Linked DNA regions of Homo sapiens: region 2 is linked to region 1. A link is an interaction called in ENCODE POLR2A ChIA-PET data of the cell type or tissue named here. Cell type or tissue: OCI-LY7. All regions are shown on one strand. Each heading gives the region's core, and the rest is flanking DNA. Links, peaks and the distances in the headings are about the cores only. Region 1 overlaps ENTREP2 (endosomal transmembrane epsin interactor 2). Region 2 overlaps ENTREP2 (endosomal transmembrane epsin interactor 2).

Region 1 (4,399 bases), core at 221-4,220:
CAAAAAATTATATCAAAAGGGATCATGCACCTAAATGTAAAATGCAGAACTATAAAAGTTCTTTAAGAAAACACAGAATATCTTGGTGATTTGGGGTTTGGTTCAAAGACACTGTTAAGAGAAGAAAAAGAGAAGTCACAGACTGAAAGAAAATATTTGTAAAACACATATCTGATAAAGAATTTGTATCCAAAATGTATAAAGAAAAGTAAAACTCAACAATAAGAAAACAAAATGTCTAACTTTAAAAGAAGGTGGCTGGGCGCGGTGGCTCAAGCCTGTAATCCCAGCACTTTACTTTGGGAGGCCGAGGTGGGAGGATCACGAGATTAGGAGGTTGAGACTATCCTGGCTAACACAGTGAAACCCCGTCTCTACTAAAAATACAAAAAAATTAGCCAGGTGTGCTAGCGGGCGCCTGTAGTCCCAGCTGCTCAGGAGGCTGAGGCAGGAGAATGGCGTGAACCCGGGAGGTAGAGCTTGCAGTGAGCCGAGATTGCAACACTGCAGTCCAGGCTGTGCGACAGAGCAAGACCCCATCTCAAAAAAAAAAAAAAAAGAGGGTAAAGATCTGAACAAACATCACCAAAGAAGATACAGGAACAGCAAATAAGCATATGACATAATGTTCAATATCATTTGCCAGTAGGGGACTGCAAATTAAAGCAACAATAAGATACCATTACATACCTATCACAATGGCTAAAATCCAAAAATGGACAGTATTTGTTGTCAGTTGCTGATGAGGATGCAATTGCTAGTGAGGATGCAGACCAACAGGAATTTTTATCCATTGCTTATAGGAATGTAAAACAGCCACTTAGGAAAACAGTTTAAAAGTTTCTTACAAAACGAGACATAGTCTTATTGTATGATCCAGCAATCATATTCCTAGGTATTTACATAACTGATTTGAAAACACCTGCATGTGATTGTTTATAGCAGCTTTATTTTTAATTGCCAAAAACTGTAAACAAGCAAGGTATCTTAAATAGGTGAATGGATAAACAAACTGTGGTACATCTACATAATGAAATGTTATTTGGCCATAAAAATAAATGAAGAATCCAGCCATAAAACAATATGGATGAATCTTAATGCATATTGCTATGTGAAATAAGTGAATCTTAAAAAGTAACATATTGCATAATTCCAATGACATGGCATTCTGGAAAGGGCAAAACGGTAGTAATAGTGAAAAGATCAGTAAGAGTTCAGGGAGAGAGGGAAGGATTAAATAAGTGAAGTCCAGAGAATTTTTCAGGGTGGTGAACTATTTTTATGATATGTAATTGTGGATACATGACTATGCATTTGTCAAAACCCATTGAACTGTACAGGCCAAAGAGCTAATCTGCAGATATGCTAACTTTTAAAAAGTATTTAAAAGGTGGGAGGATCTCAGGATCCTAATTTTGCAAAATGTGACAAAAAACAATCTACGAAACAACCTCACTGAAAGGGGTTGGGGGGAAAAGGTGCTGACTTAAGTAACTCTGAAAATCATGGAGTCTGTAATACTAAAGGCCAAAGAAGCTGTACATCAGTGATGAACTCTAGTTGATAAATTTGTTTCCCAGGTGGGCAGTGGTTAATAGTTCTGATACCACTACTCACGTATTTTGAAACTGACCATTAAGTAAATGGATGGCAGATGGTGAGAACCAGGTTTCTCACTGCTGGAGTGGGAACAGGGGAGGAGGCTGGACTGATCCACGCTGTAAAGGATTGGCATTGAAGACATCACTATGAACTCATGTTTAGCTTAATAGACTATTGATGGTTATATATAGAAATAGTTACAGGTTACAGGTATATACATGTGTTGGTATACACTCATATACAGTCGTCCTCCCTTATATGTGTGGAATACCCTATTCTAATACCCCTGTAGGTGCCTGAAAAAACAGATAATGCTGAACCCTATGTATACTATGTGTTTTCCTATACATACATACCTTTGATAAAATTTATCATTAGGCACAGTAAGAGATTAACAATGATCCCTAATAATAAAATAGAACAACTAGGCTGGGCGCAGTGGCTCACACCTGTAACCCCAGCATTTTGGGAGGCCGAGGCGGGTGGATCACGAGGTCAGGGGATCGAGACCATCCTGGCTAACATGGTGAAACCCCGTCTCTACTAAAAAATACAAAAAATTAGCCGGGCATGGTGGCAGGTGCCTGTAGTCCCAGCTCCTCGGGAGGCTGAGGCAGGAGAATGGTGTGAACCCAGGAGGCGGAGGTTGCAGTGAGCTGCGATCGCACCACTGCACTCCAGCCTGGGTGACAGAGCAAGGCTCCGTCTCAAAAAAAAAAAAAAAAGTATGAATTGTTCATCTCTAAAATTTGCTATTTAATATTTTTGGACCATGATTGACCGCACCTAACTGAAACCACGGAAATGAAAACTGCGAATAAAGAGGAACCAATGTATTTCCTTGTTTTGTCAGCTGAGTGAACCTAGAAGCAAAGGCCTCTCCCCCACCCAGTAATAACAAGCACACCTGGCACTGAGATTTTGGTTTCTAATGCCAACCTCCAACCAAAAGAACCAGAGCTTTCTTGGAGAAATGGCCAATTTGCCCATGGACTAGGGCAGGAAACATACAAAATGAGCCAGGAACCTCTTGTGGTGCCAGAAAGTAAGAACGTGATAAAAATTAATAACCTCACAATGATGGGGGTGTGTCAAAGGAACACAGAAGCCAACTTTTAACAATAAAGTAACATTGGATTATAACTGTGAGTATAAAATAAATATCCATGAGTCCATATTTCTATAAATACATGATTGAACACACAAGTAAATAAATAGTAAAGAAGGGACAAATCTCCCAAGGGAAAAAATTCCAAATACTTTATGTAGATACTCCGCCCTCAGGGAAGAGGAACATGATTCCCCACTCCTTAAGTGGAGGCTGCACATAGTGACTTCCTTCCAAAGAATACAATATAGGAAGGTGGGCAGGTAGAACTTCACAGTAGAGAAAACTGCCAATCACTCCCTCAGTGATCACCTGGCTAGGTGATCAAGTCAACATCAACAGTGATGCCTTACTGATAGTATGTCCCCCTGATGTGATGAGATAAGAACAGTCTTGGCCGAGCGCGGCAGCTCATGCCTATAATCCCAGCACTTTGGGAGGCCAAGGCAGGTGGATCATGAGGTCAGGAGATGGAGATCATCCTGGCCAACATGGTGAAACCCGGCCTCTACTAAAAATACAAAAAAAAAAAAAAAATTCAGCCAGGAGTGGTGGCATGAGCGTGTAGTCCCAGCTACTCAGGAGGCTGAGGCAGGAGAACCGTTTGAACCCGGGAGGCAGAGACTGCAGTGAGCCGAGATCACGCCACTGCACTCCAGCCTGGGCGACAGAGCGAGACTCTGTCTCAAAAAAAATAAATAAATAATGGTCTTTACCTCTCTGGTCTTCTTCCTCCAAATCCAGTCTAATCATGAGAAAAACATCAGAGAAATCCTAATAGAGGGGCACCCTACGTAACACTGACCAGTACTGCTCAACACTGTCGAGGTCATACGAAGTGAGGAAAGTCTATGAAAAAGCCACAACTGTGAGGAGCCTAAGGCAACATGGCGACGAAACGTGATGTGGGGTTGGATGGTATCCTGGGAGAGACAAAAAACATTAGGTAAAAACTAAGGAAATATGAATAACCATGGACTTTACATAATCATAATGTAGCGATATTGGCTCATTCATTTTAACAAATGCACCATAGTAATGTAAGATGTTACAAACAAAGAAACTGGGAATTCTTTACACTATCTTGGCAATTTTTCTGTTCATATAAAACTATTCTAAAGGATGAACTTTATTTAAAAATCCAAATGGCAATCACAACGCATAAATATCACAGCCAACCACACCCCACCCCACAGTAAGTTGCTTTTATAAACCAACAGCTGCTGGTTGCTGCAGAATCCCCAGGGCCAGGCTCAGGGGCTGTGTCCCCACTATACCCAGGGCAAGCCCCTGAGCTGCCACTGCCAGGGATTCAATCCCCCACCCAAATTAATTTACATGTGGTGTGAGTTTTACACTGACGGAATGAGGGCTTAATGTTTGCTTGGTGTAAAACTGATGTATGGAGGAATAATTTTAGAGCATGACTTTTAGAAGGACCAAAGAGGGCAGCTTCTCAATCGGCAGCAGGTGGCACGAGGATCAATAGCTGACGTCTGTGCCGCTGGACAGCAGGCCCGCCGGGAGGAGGGAAAAGCACAATGGACACACATGAAGGACCCAGTGAGGACTGAGTGATGGGCTGGGGACACCTCTCATACTACCCTGTCATGAAGGCCACAGTGCAACACAGGAGATGGGGAGGTCAGGTCAGAACACCTGTCCGGGGCCTCTCGATGGGCACTAGGA
Region 2 (4,399 bases), core at 112-4,111, 56 kb before region 1:
GTATGCTAAAATCTGGTATGCAATGAGTAATAACTTACTGTTCCACACAAGATGCAACTATATCCTCAGGCATCAATTTTAATGACAAAGGCCTACTATGAAAAACAAATATATTATCAAGGCATTCATTTTTTTACAATGAGAAAATTCATCTGCTTCAGTTTCCTTGCAAATTAAAATCTGGACTTAGGTTCATAGAAGCTTCCTGCCATCTAGAATTCTGCAAAAGGTCCCTACTGCAGGATGTGGATGTTGTATTGAGGGAATAGAGAGACCGTCTCATATTGTTTTATATTGTTTTATACTCAGTACCTGTTTTAAGAAAAAACAACAAGGAAGTAAAACCAAATACAGGCAGCCCAGCGCCAGGCCCAAAACCAGGCCTGGGCCTGCCTGGCCTAAACCCAGTAGTTAAAAATCAACTCATAACTTAGAAACCGATGTTATTCATAGATTCCAGACATTGTATAGAAGAACATTGTATAAAGAACAGAACTGCCCTGTTCTGTTTCTCTCTGACCACCGGTGCATGTAGCCCCTGTCACATACCGCCTGCTTGCTCTGATCAATCACGACCCTTTCATGTAAAATCTTTAGTGTTGTGAGCTCTTTAAAGGGACAGAAATTGTGCATTTGGGGAGCTCGGATTTTAAGGCAGTAGCTTGCCGATGCTCCCAGCTGAATAAAGCCCTTCCTTGTGCAACTCGGTGTCTGAGAGATTTTGTCTGCGGCTCGTCCTGCTACAGTGCCTTGAGTCAAAAAAGTTCAGTGACCGAGATATAAGGGGAAAGTGGAAAATTAGATAAAAGCTATTGTCAACAGTTGGGCTGGTTTTTCAGTGCTCTTTCTTGCTAAGGTATTCATGTACGTTACCAAGCAGCCCACCAGTCAGACTACCCCTGTCACTGTGAAAATCAGCAGTGTCCTCCAGCAGCACGCTTACCTAGATAGCAGACTGTCATTACTCAAGATAGAGGAGAAGAGATACCAGTTTTTAAGTCTCAAAACATCTCTCTACACTCTTTCCAGAAGAATGCAGGTGAGAAAATGCAGACATAAAATAAGAGTATTAGAATGAAGTTTTAGGCCCTGCATGGAGAAGTCATCCAGACCCACATTCCACCTTGGATTGATACTGGAAGCCATGGATGTCTGGGGAGAAACTGTGGTGATAACAATACTAACATTAGTAACAATAAATATAACCGACAACAGCCAATGATTATAGTAGTTGCTGCTCCATCTCCATGTCTGCAGTTTTACTTTCTGTGGTTTCAGTTACCTGCAGTCAACCACAGTCCGAAAATATTAGGATATTTTCAAAGAGAAACCACAATATAACTTATTACACTATATTTGTTCTACTTTATTGTTAGTGTCAACTGAAGGATGACGAGGTTCATAAATTTGGAAAGAGCTTTATTTCTCATAAAGGGTTGCAGTCTGCGGGGCGGCCATTCCAACAGGCTAGGAAGACAACCTCATGCTAGAAGCCAGAAACAGACACTTCAAGGGAGGGCAAAGGGAGCAGGAATCTATGCAGAATGGGGTGGCCAAATATACATATTTAATAAGCTATAGGAGGAGTCATGAACATTTATGCAAGGAGAAATGTGCATATGCGCAATTGCACTTCATGTCTCTCCCTGGGACCCATATTCCAAAATTGGCAGTGTTAGCATGATCCAGGGTAGGAGTTTTCAGCCCTCTGACATCAAAAGGTGAAGTAGAGGACATGAAAACCCTGACTGCATGTCTTCCATAGACTGGCCAGAACTACTCCATGGTTGGTGGTCTTTTACCAGGAAGAACTGCTGGTCAATTGTGCCAAAACTGCAAAAGGGAGGGGCAGCATCAGGTGGTTGGTTTATACCAGCAGTGGAGTCTTTTGAAAGGGCTGATTTCTGTTTAGCTCTTAGGGAAGAAAGCCTAATGGCATTTAGAGCGGGTGAGGGTTTCCAAGGTTATTCGGGGTCCCCTTGGCCAAGAGGGGGTCTGTTCAGTCAGCTGGAGGGCTTAAGATTTCATTTTTCTCATCAATTATTGTTAATCTCTATTATGACTAATTTATAAATTAAACTTTTTTTTTTTTTTTTTGAGATGGAGTTGCGCTCTGTCGCCCAGGCTGGAGTGCAGTGTCACGATCTTGGCTCACTGCAACCTCCGCCTCCTGGGTTCAAGAGATCCTCACATCTCAGCCTCCCGAGTAGCTAGGATTACAGGTGTGTACCACCACGTCTGGCTTTTTTTGTATTTTTAATAGAGATGGGGTTTCACCATGTTAGCCAGGCTGGTCTCGAACTCCTGACCTCAAGTGATCCATCCACCTCAGCCTCCCAAAGTGTTAGGATTACAGGTGTGAGCCACCGCTCCTGGCGTAAATTAAATTTTATCATAGGTTCGTGTGATGATTAATGTGGAGTGTCAACTTGATTGAAGGAAGCAAAGTATTGTTCCTGGGTGTGTCAGTGAGGGTGTTGCCAAAGGAGATTAACATTTCAGTAAGTGGACTAGGAGAGGCAGACCCACGTTCAATCTGGGTGGGCACCATCTAATCAGCTGCCAGTGCGGCTAGAATAAAAGCAGGCAGAAGAACGTGGAAGGACTTGACTTGCTGAGTCTTCTGGTCTTCATCTTTCTCTCATGCTGGATGCCTCCTTCCCTTGAAAGTCAGACTCCAAGTTCTTCAGCTTTTGGATTCTTGGACTTACACTAGTGGTTTGCCAGGGGTTCAAGGGTCTTCAGCCACAGACTGAAGGCTGCACTATTGGATTCCCTACTTTTGAGGTTTTGGAACTCAGACTGGCTTCCTTGCTCCTCAGCTTGCAGATGGCCTATTGTGGGGCTTCACCTTGTGATCATGTGAGTCAATACTCTAGTAAACTCCCTTTCATATATACATCTATTCTATTAATTCTGTCCCTCTAGAGAACCCTGACTAATACAGTATGTATCTATGCATAGGGAAAAACATTGTGGATTTAGGGTTTGGTGCTGTCCACGATTTCAGGTATCCACTGAGGGTCTTGGAACACATCCTCCACAGACAAGGGGGGACTACTATACAAAGTGAATGGTGGGTCAGACCTTATTCCAGGTGGTTTACAGGTATGACTTCATTTAATCCCCACAACAAACCTATCAGGCATGTGCATTTATTATGTTTCTCTTCTCACAAATAAACTGTCACAGGAGAAGATTATTAAGTTTTGAGGCTCTATAGCGAGTAAGTGGTAGGTGTGAGATCTGAACACAGCCAATCTGCCTCCAGAGAGTGGGCTTTTAACTGTATACTGATTCAGAGCAAACATAGACATGGTGTCCTTGAAAAAGTAAGGGCTTTGGGATCAGATGAACTAACATTAGAAACCTGTACGATACTGACACTCCTCCCGGTTTAAGTCTCCAAGTCAACAAAATGAGGCCTAAACCTGGCATCAGGGGATTAAGTGAGATAGGTTTACCCAGTACCTAGCACAGTGCCTGGCAGGGTAGTTTGATAACAATTTGCTTCTTTCCAGGGATTTCTGTTAAGGAAAATATTTGAGGACTACACAAAGTTGTATATACTGCAGGGGAGGCAAAACCTTCCCTCCACCCTCGAAGGGCCCCAGCTGGACCTGAGACTTAAACTAATATAAAATAGATTAACAGGAGAAAAGCATTCAAACTTCATTTAAGTTTTACAGGACACAGGAGCGCTTGTTAGGGAAATGAAGACCGAAAGAGGTGGCAAAACCTAAATGCTTTTATATTTGGTTGAACAAAGAGAGGTAATTGTGGGAAAAGTAAATTATGTGGGGAGGATAAAGGGAGATAATTATTTTAACGAAGTTGTTTGTACAGAATTCACTTGGCTTTGAATCCCCATTGAGTAATGTTTCTTTCCTCTTGGTACAGTAAAGCTATTTTTCACATGGGAGTTTTTATCTCCTGTTTTCAGGAAGAAAAGAGGAAATTCAAATGCCCTTCTTGCATCTGCTATTTTTCAAGTGCCTTTAGCTCAAAGTAATCCTTATGCCAAAGTGGCATATTTTGGGCGGGCAGCATATTCTGCCATCCTTCAGTAGAACGATGAGAAAGATGTTCACTGCAGCAAAACACATGTACACAAGAATCAAAAGGGCTGGAAAGAAATATATATATCAAGGTACTATTAAAGTTAATTTGCTTTTAAAAATAAAAATCAACCCTGATTTTCTTGCTTGGGAGATGAATAAAAAATATATTTTCAATGAAGTTTAACTTCAAAGTGACACTATGCCATAGCAGCTATGCACATTCACATGTTCAATACATTCAGTGTGATTCGAATATGGCATTTGTGACTTTCTGTTCAGGCAGTGAAGTCACAAAGACAAGTGGTTAAAAAAGAAAAACATTTTCAAACACTTTATGT

Evidence for each region. ChIA-PET counts read pairs that join two places held together with the same protein. Peaks named below come from ENCODE experiments on the same cell type or tissue, not always from the same donor. Only the 100,000 strongest peaks of a DNase experiment are listed, where the experiment ranks them.
Region 2: POLR2A ChIA-PET joins it to region 1 with 15 read pairs; 3 of 35 experiments call an interaction of 5 or more read pairs at or near these places.

What each region holds. Positions count from the first base shown.
Region 1 is chr15:29,327,052-29,331,450 of GRCh38, forward strand. The region is part of intron 2 of ENTREP2 (endosomal transmembrane epsin interactor 2); the gene reads right to left. Among named protein-coding and RNA genes, the nearest start is that of NSMCE3, 59 kb to the left of the region's middle. In OCI-LY7, for the core only: no CTCF peak of the experiment used is centred there; a DNase peak (open chromatin) is centred at 2,450.
Region 2 is chr15:29,271,120-29,275,518 of GRCh38, forward strand. All of the region lies in intron 2 of ENTREP2 (endosomal transmembrane epsin interactor 2), which reads right to left. Among named protein-coding and RNA genes, the nearest start is that of NSMCE3, 3.5 kb to the left of the region's middle. In OCI-LY7, for the core only: no CTCF peak of the experiment used is centred there; no DNase peak of the experiment used is centred there; H3K4me3 peaks cover 233 bases; H3K27ac peaks cover 1,222 bases.